Linked DNA regions of Homo sapiens: all the other regions are linked to region 2. The links are chromatin contacts, found by Hi-C or POLR2A ChIA-PET in ENCODE. All regions are on one chromosome and are shown on one strand. Each heading gives the region's core, a stretch centred on a gene start or an enhancer-like site at or near the end of the contact. The rest is flanking DNA. Distances are from core to core; before and after follow the strand shown.

The links. A loop is a pair of places that touch in the nucleus more often than their neighbours do. ChIA-PET counts read pairs that join two places held with the same protein, here RNA polymerase II (POLR2A). Pooled maps may share reads with other maps.
Region 1: a pooled map shows a loop between it and region 2 (8-fold over the local background). The contact joins the enhancer-like site here to the promoter of NCL in region 2. A Hi-C loop is called at or near these places in 5 of 50 pooled maps. POLR2A ChIA-PET finds 5 or more read pairs at or near these places in 3 of 52 experiments (GM10248, H1 and activated T-cell).
Region 3: a pooled map shows a loop between it and region 2 (5-fold over the local background). The contact joins the enhancer-like site here to the promoter of NCL in region 2. A Hi-C loop is called at or near these places in 4 of 50 pooled maps. POLR2A ChIA-PET finds 5 or more read pairs at or near these places in 2 of 52 experiments (CD4-positive, alpha-beta T cell and CD4-positive, alpha-beta memory T cell).

Annotation. Positions count from the first base shown.
Region 1 is chr2:230,659,306-230,662,005 of GRCh38, reverse strand. No RefSeq gene overlaps it. Among named protein-coding and RNA genes, the nearest start is that of LINC01907, 40 kb to the left of the region's middle. RefSeq lists enhancers at 1,376-1,932, 2,567-2,700 and a cis regulatory region at 2,254-2,700. Within about 2 kb of position 1,250, at least 18 of the 41 ENCODE cell types and tissues checked have a DNase peak (open chromatin) inside an H3K27ac peak, as active enhancers do.
Region 2 is chr2:231,463,198-231,465,897 of GRCh38, reverse strand. NCL (nucleolin) reads left to right here and starts at 1,414. Exons shown (of 14, transcript NM_005381.3): 1 at 1,414-1,562; 2 at 2,582-2,698. The coding sequence starts at 1,545. RefSeq lists enhancers at 860-959, 1,470-1,659, 1,005-1,674, 1,720-1,769, 1,675-2,346 and silencers at 1,090-1,439, 1,786-2,155.
Region 3 is chr2:232,314,180-232,316,879 of GRCh38, reverse strand. All of the region lies in intron 14 of DIS3L2 (DIS3 like 3'-5' exoribonuclease 2), which reads right to left. Among named protein-coding and RNA genes, the nearest start is that of ALPP, 63 kb to the left of the region's middle. RefSeq lists an enhancer at 1,342-1,511. Within about 2 kb of position 1,304, at least 22 of the 41 ENCODE cell types and tissues checked have a DNase peak (open chromatin) inside an H3K27ac peak, as active enhancers do; they include CD4-positive, alpha-beta T cell, where a contact is called at or near this core.

The DNA of each region.
Region 1 (2,700 bases), core at 1-2,500, 800 kb after region 2:
CAACCCTGTCAACACCTGGATCTCAGACTTCCAGCCTCCAGAATCATGAGGAAGTATACTTCTGTTGCTTAAGGCACCCGGTCTGTGGATCTAGGTAATGGCAGCCCTATCAAACTAATACCACACCTATGTCTAGCTCGGTTCAAAGGATTTTGCATGGGTTGCTCATTTGAGCCTAACCACAACCCTGGTACCATACTCATTTCTCAGATGCAGGAGCTGAGTGCCAGGAAGTGGTGATAAGGGGGCTGGGGAAAGGAAGAAAGTCTAAATCTTGGGGTTCTGGACCTTGTGAGGTTAGGGAAAGGAGCTTTGGTTGCCCGATCTGCCAGGCCCTTCTACATCTGAGCTCTGTGGGGAATCAGGCCTATGGGGAACTGGGGTGCTCAAACCACACCCCTAAGCCGGCCCATGCTATAGCCCTCCATGCCCCCAGTACAGCAGTGCCCCTGTGTCTCTATTTGGAACCCTGGGATCTGAGTCGCTGCCTGGCACTACCCAAAGGGACTCATCTCTATGGTGCAGTTCCAGATACTGAGGCCAACAGGGGTGAGGAAGAGAAGTAAGACAGCCCTAGGCAGGACACATTTCCCCCGTGTGCCTCAAAGGATTTAATCATCATGCACTGACTCTCACGCCTGCCTGGAGAGTCAGATTCTCTAATATGAGATTGTGTGGAGCCCACTGGTTCTTCAACTACCATTCTCAGTCAAGTTGATAGTATGGCTAATATTTATTGAGGTCCTACTATGTGCCAGGCCCTGTCCTAAGTGCATTCCATAGAGTTTCTCATTTAATTTTCTTGGCATCCCTGTGAGATGGTCTTCAATGTTATCACTATTTTACAGATGAGGAAACCGAGGCTTAGAGAGTTCAAGTGTGGAGTTGGGATCCTGTCTGACTCCTATGCTGGCTGTCTATTTCTTTTTTTTTTTTTTTTTTGAGATGGAGTCTCATTCTGTTGCCCAGGCTGGAGTACAGTGGTGCAATCTCGGCTCACTGCAATGCCTGATATGCTGGCTGTCTTAACCATTAACTGGCACTGACTGTATACCTTGCCCTGTGCTGCCTTTGGCTATAGTTGGCTGGACATGTTCCCCAATCCCCTTGTGCTGGGCAGAGAATCAGGAAGGAAGCTGGGGTGTAAGAACGGAAACTGCCAACCAGTACCACAAAGATCTGAACTCTTATTCACGTGGTCTGTAACCTCCTGCCCGCTCTCCCTCCCCCACCCGTGGTCTCTGCCTGGGAGCTGAGATTGTCCCCTTCTGTTTAACTTGGTGTTTGACCCCGGCCACCTGCTGTTCATTTCATTCAGTTTCACCGGGACACCCAGACCAGGGCACGGGAGGTGGCCCTGTTACCAGTTCTTTGTCATCTGTAGCTGGTTGTGAAATGCCCTGGCTGATCCACACCAGAAGAAGGAGAGAAAATTTCCCTGGGGCTGGAATTGCTGGGGCCCTTCCTAGAGGAACAAGCACAGCCCAGAGACAAATCTGAAGCCACTGCCTGTACACGTGGGTTGGGAACTGCCTGTCCAGGACACCTCCTGCAGAAGACTGGCCCAAGGCCTTGTCCTTTCCTTGGCAGGGACAGTGCGGGGACGAGAGAGTCCCAGGGGGGTCATGTGAGCTCTGTTTCCGGAGTCTATCTGGGAACCTTTTCCTTCCCTGCTGGTCCACATTCCCGGAGCTCTGCGAGTCAGCATCGAGGTGAAGGTGGGCCAGCGCAGGCCCTTCCCTGTGGCCTCTGAGTCTGGGGGGGTTGCCATCCTCTGGGTCTGATGTACCCTCCTTATGTGCAGGGTGGGGGGTGCAGAAGTAGAGTAAGTGGGCCAGGCGCGGTGGCTCACGCCTGTAATCCCAGCACTTTGGGAGGCCGAGGAGGGTGGATCACGAGGTCACAAGATCGAGACCAGTCTGACCAACATGGTGAAACCCTGTCTCTGCTAAAAATACAAAAAAATTAGCTGGGCACAGTGGCACGTGCCTGTAATCGCAGCTACTCGGGTGGCTGAGGCAGGAGAATTGCTTGAACCTGGGAAGCGGAGGTTGCAGTGAGCTGAGATCACGCCACTGCACTCCAGCCTGGTGACGGAGCAAGACTCCGTCTCAAAAAAAAAAGAAGTAGAGTAATTGTGCCCAGGAGCCCAATCCATGTCTGTTAGGAGCCTGCTTCCTGCCACCGGTCCCTGGGTGGCACACTGGAAGGTGCTTGGCATAGAACGAGGGCAGTGGTGTGTCAGCAGGCCGGGCACAGAGGCAGATGGACTGGGGGCCTTGTTGAGAAGCCAGAGGCCATGTCGAGGCTGCACAAGGCCGTGACTGCCTGCTTGAGTCTGGGGAAGCTGCAGGGCTCCTGTTCCAGGTGCCCACCAGCCACTGCGCCAGGGGAAATGCCTCTGAGAGCACATCAGGGGCTTCTCAAGCTGCAGCCACAGGGGCTGGGCTTGGCACAGAGTGACGGAGGAGGGGGCTGTTCCTGCAGGTTTTGGTAAGGCGCTGCCTCCTAACCACAGCTGATCCTATGTATGGGCTGATGTCTAGGCTCTTCTTTAGAAAAATTAGCATAACTGTCTTCCCTTCCACCCCTCCGCACCCCACGACCTGCAATCCCTCTGAGCCCTTATCTTCACTTATCAGACACCCAACACTCTTCTTCTCATTTTCTGAATGACTCCACAGTTCTAGAAATTAAAGC
Region 2 (2,700 bases), core at 165-2,664:
GAGCGCCACCATGCCCGCTAATTATTTTTTGTGTGGAGACAGGGTCGCATTATATTACCCAGGCCGGTCTCAAGTTCCTGGACTCAAGCGATCCTCCTGCATCAGCCTCCCAAAGTACTGGGATTACAGGCATGAGCCATCGCACCCGGCCTTAACAAATGCTTTTCTTTCTGAGACGGAGTCTCGCTCTGTCGCCCAGGCTGGAGTGCAGTGGGCGATCTCGGCTCACTGCAACCTCCGCCTCCCCGGTTCATGCGCCTCGGCCTCCCAAAATGCTGGGATTGCGGATCTGAGCCACCGCGCCCGGCCTGAGGTGATTTTTAACAAGTACAGCCGTAGCTGCAGATATCCTGGTTCTGTAGGAACAATGAGGTATGGATGGATCCATAGCTGGACCTATGGATGGGATGGATCCCCGGCAGGCCCTGGACGGAGGGAAATGCTCTGGTTTGCTAAGCCCGGCATCGAGTGAGACCCACCCACAAAGCTAACCGTGGAAGTCACTGGCGGCCTCCTTCGCCCTGCCGCCGGGGAACCCTGCCGGTGGCTCTCGACCTGCTCCCGGGCCATCTGGTGACACTGACTTCGCAGCCACCACCTTAATTGGCGCATTCGACCCAAATAATAACCAGGGAACCTGTGGGCGGTCAAAGGCCCGGCTCTGCGGTCGGCCCTCCCAGGCCCCTCTCCCTGCCCTGTGAGGCCAGAAAGTTACTTCTCCGAGGCCGTTCCCCATGTCGAGAAATATCTCCCGCTTGAGGTTCTGTGGGGTAGGGGAGGTTCGTGCATTTCTCACAGAAAACCTCGCACAGACCCGCGACTGCCTTTATTAACAGCTCTCAGGAGACTGCCTGCAGCCGGGGGGTGCCTCCGGCCCCATGCTCGCGGGCAAGCAGGGATAAGCTGTGCCTCCAAAAGGGCCAACGGGAACTCCGCGGTCCCTGAACTTCCGGTGCTGGCGGACTCCTCGCTCCAGGGCCACCAGGAGCCGCGGCGTGAGTGCGTGCCGGGACCGAGCGCGGGGTCTCTGAGGAACTCCAAGGCTGCCCAAGCCTACGGACCCAGCCACATTGGCGAACCGGAGACCGCCCGATTCCACCACCCCCGCGCTCCCCTCACAGCCGGCGCCAAAAACGCCAGTCCCACGACGCAGGCCGGGACCCGCGCGCCCACGGCCCAATCAGCGCGGACCTTGCACAAAGCGAGCCCCGCCCCCACGGCGCCGTTGCCAGCCCCTCCCCCTCCCGTGGCCGCCTCGGCCCGCCTACTCCCCGCCCCGCGCCGTTCACGGTTAGAGGCTCGCGATTGGCTCATGGGGACGGCCGCGAGCTTTGGTTGGTCGGCGCGGAGTCACGAGGGCGCCGTCGTCGCCTTTCCACAGGCGATTACTGGGCAGGCTCAGTCTTTCGCCTCAGTCTCGAGCTCTCGCTGGCCTTCGGGTGTACGTGCTCCGGGATCTTCAGCACCCGCGGCCGCCATCGCCGTCGCTTGGCTTCTTCTGGACTCATCTGCGCCACTTGTCCGCTTCACACTCCGCCGCCATCATGGTGAAGCTCGCGAAGGTAAACGGCCTTGAGCGCGAGCGCAGACGTGTAGGCCTGCTTTCCGAGGGGCGAGCGCGGCGCCGCGGGGAGGAGGGCCTGCGCGCAGTCCCGGGCGCGTTCTAGGGCGCCATGCTGCGGGAAGTCTCGCGCGATTAGTGGGGAGGTCTCGCGGCTTCTGGCTACTTGGTGGCGAGGTGAAGAGCTTCTGCAGGTGCTGGGGGCGGCGAACGCGGCGGGAAAGACAGAGTCACTGAGCGCGGGGAGGGGGCGCTGGGCCTCGGGGTGGAGAGATGAGACCAAACTTTTGCGACGCGTACGAGCTGGGACTCGACTCCTGACGCACGTGCCCGGGAGCGCGGCCTGCCACGTGGGCCGCGCCGCGTGGGTCCTGGAATCTCCAGAGGGACCGGGTGCCTTGGGCCGGGAAATGGCGGTATCGGCCCTAGTCGGAGTCCCGGCTGCGCTCGGATGTCTCCGCCCCGGCCTGGCAAGCCGACACGTGGTGGGCCCCGGAAGGTGGCTCTGCCGCGTGCCTTTTGCGCTGTGTTTCGGGCACGTGGTGGCCTACCAGGTACCCCCACGTGGCCGCGCCGCCTCTTTAAGGGGCGGGGTTGTCTCGCTGGGAAAGGCATAAGCTTCATGAGAAAATCAAGGTAGTCATTTTTTTAAGTGCCTTAATGATCTTCACCGTTAATTTGGATTCAGATGAGGGTGGTAGAATAAAGTACCGGGATTTGTAGTATTAAAACACGGTTGTGCTTAACTAAGGTAACGGGAGGAGAAATCATTTCCTCAGGTTGACTTTTTACCTTAGGGCAGGTTTTCTGTTGGTAAAGCCTGGGAGGAAAAATGTGGGCGGTTGAGAGTAGTCCCTCTTGCATTGCCATCAGGAGTAGTTTCTATGTTAGTTGTGGTGTTTGGCACTATGAGAAATGGATCTGAGGACGGAGATGATGGCGTATGAACACTAATGGCAAAATATGAATGGCCTGAAATGTCGAGGTGGAGGTGTAATGATCTATTTGTGTCCATTTTAGGCAGGTAAAAATCAAGGTGACCCCAAGAAAATGGCTCCTCCTCCAAAGGAGGTAGAAGAAGATAGTGAAGATGAGGAAATGTCAGAAGATGAAGAAGATGATAGCAGTGGAGAAGAGGT
Region 3 (2,700 bases), core at 55-2,554, 850 kb before region 2:
ACACAAAAGATAGCGACCAGCTAACTGATCTTTTATCTACACCAAAGACTTAATGACAGGAAACAGATTTAGATTAAACTGGAGGGCTGTTAAACTAAAGAAGAACAATTCAATAATAAGCACAATATCTTGCTTACCTAAAACTTAATCACATTTGATCTTATGTCTTTGAAACATGAAGCAGAACCAGGAAATAGGCAGAAGCAGGGCCTGTGGGCAGCCAGCGCAGAGGTGGGGCCGGGAACCCAAGTGTGCCTCCTGGGAAGTCCTTCCTTCCCACCTCACTCAGAGCCTTTCCTCCCATTGAACAGAATCCTAACAGCTTGCCTCGGCTTCCTCACAGATTCCACGCTCCCCACAAAGCCTCATGCTTGGAGTGGCTGGAGAGGGTGCTACAGGTTCTCCGGACAGCCACGGAGAAGTGACAACTGGCCCTGACTGTAAAGGCAGAGACAAAGACAGGGCAGGGCCCCAGCAAAATCAGTGAAAATACACAGCATTGTGTGGACATCTAGTGTGGAGGCGAATGACACTGTGGAGTACAGGGGACCCCATTAAAGAACAGGACATAATCGTAAGGAACAAGGTTTTGGCGCCTGGAAGAATAAATCCTCTCTGTAGAATGACTCCTTCCTTCTTATTCTAGGTAGCACAAACATTAACAGATTTATAGAACAACAAAGGCTGTGCTGGAAGCTGATGAGCCGCTGCCCAGGAGGCTACTGTGAAGCCGCAGTGGCATGCCAGGGCTCGCGAACACACAGACACACCAATGCCAGGGCACTCAGGGAAGGGAGCTGCTGAGAGCGGGGTCCCCGACCCCAGGTGATGAGCCATGTCCTCTGCCATCTCTGCTACCCATTCATCACAGTCTACTCTCCAGTTTGGCACCTACCCCCTACTGGTAACCCGGGCTTGGAGGGTGGACCCTGGGTCTCACCTAGCTTTGGGGTAGGTGTGGGGTCACATGGGGTTGGCTTGGGGGTAGCCCAAAGTCAGTGGAATGATCTATGTTGTTCATCTCAGCCAGGCCTTGCTGTGTTGGGCTTTCAGAGCAGCTGCGGAAGTTGGCCACTTCCTCTTGCTTAATTCAGTGGGCATGAGCTGGGCGCTTGCTCTGAGTCACTCTACGAAATCTTTTCGCAGCTGTGTTCCGGCCATCAGAGAAGCATCCGCAGAACAGACAGCAAACATGTTCTTCTTCAATACGTGAAGCAGCCACTAGGCGATTTATAGCCATTGATAGCCTGTGCCTGTCATCAAGCACAGCAATTCCTTCAGGCTCTAGAGGCTTCCTGCCCAACCACCAAGAAAAAGCCACAAAGCCTCAGAGAGCTGGGAGTGGCAGTGAAGACAGATCAGAAACACTACCCCACAGATAGCACAGCCAAAAGCTAAGAGAGCCAAGCACATCTGGTTACCTGCCAGGCAGCCACAGAAGATGACAACCATGGGCACCTTTCTTCAGGCTCAAACCCAACATGCAGTCCTATGACCTGTTTCTTTTATGGGCTAACCTCCTTGAGAGTATATCTCAGACCTCTGTGGCCTGAGCCTGGGCTCTGGGCTTTCAGTACCGGAGTGAGGGTTTTTACAGCAGAGACATTTGCTACTTTAAGTACCTGAATATGCCCTGGGTCTGGGCCAGCACACCGGTATGGGGGTGGGGAGGGCTGGAGGCGCTCACCCCACTTGCCAGGAATTGAGTGTCCCTGTTCATCAAACAGGGACCTGGCCTGAATATCACAGTCTCTTCTAGAACTCCTTGAAGTCTTGGGAAGGGGCAAGCCTCCTTGGGTTTAAAGACCGCCTGGCAGTACTATCTGCTTAAAAAGCTTAGCATGAGGGACCAGAGAGCTGGCTTCCCCCTGGGGATGCAAACCTGTGGTTGGAGAAATACCCAGAGAGGCAGAGAGAGAAACGAGTCATTCCAGGACCTTCTGAGAAAGGTATGGATGTGGCAGGTACAGATATACGGAAAACAAAAATGGTCATTCTCACCGACCCTCTGTCACTGGTAAGAACACATCTTCATGTGCTATAAAGTAACTGGGAAAGAAAATCAAAGAGCTCCGAGTCATGCTGGATTGCTGCAGCGCCAGGAGGCTCCCCAGAATGGAGGGAGCTGCAGTCCATCGCAAAAACATGAAGAAAGCAAATGGCAACGTGACAGACAGGAAATCTTATTCAAGAAAGGGAAAGTGTTAGCTGCTTAATGTAACTCTATGTTAAATCGACAATGAAAACATTTACTCTTTAAGGTCTTTAAGAGTTTTGAAATATCTAGTTTTGAGAGTTCCTGGTGTTCTAGAATTTTCTGTCTCATAGGGAAATCTCTTGGGGCATCCATGGGTATTTGGGCTGCAAAAGGTGGAGTGTGAGAATAGTGAGGGGCATTCTCGGGCTAGGGAGCTCCCTTCAGCCCCAGGGCCCTGAGGCCTCCGGGGCCTGCTCGGTTTGGGTCTCGACCCTCTCTGTCCTCTTCATTCCTCCAAGTCTCAGCGAAAGGGATTCTGTGAACCCATGTAGGATGCATAACCCTCAAAATGGGACAGCTGAGACTCTACAGGGCTTAAAAATATAGGATCTACCTTGCAACCTGAGCAGCCCGCCCAGGAGGAAAGCCTTCAATCCTACCTCCCAGCACCAGACAACAGGCGACAGAATGACAGCACAGGCTGGAGAATGCCCTATACTGGG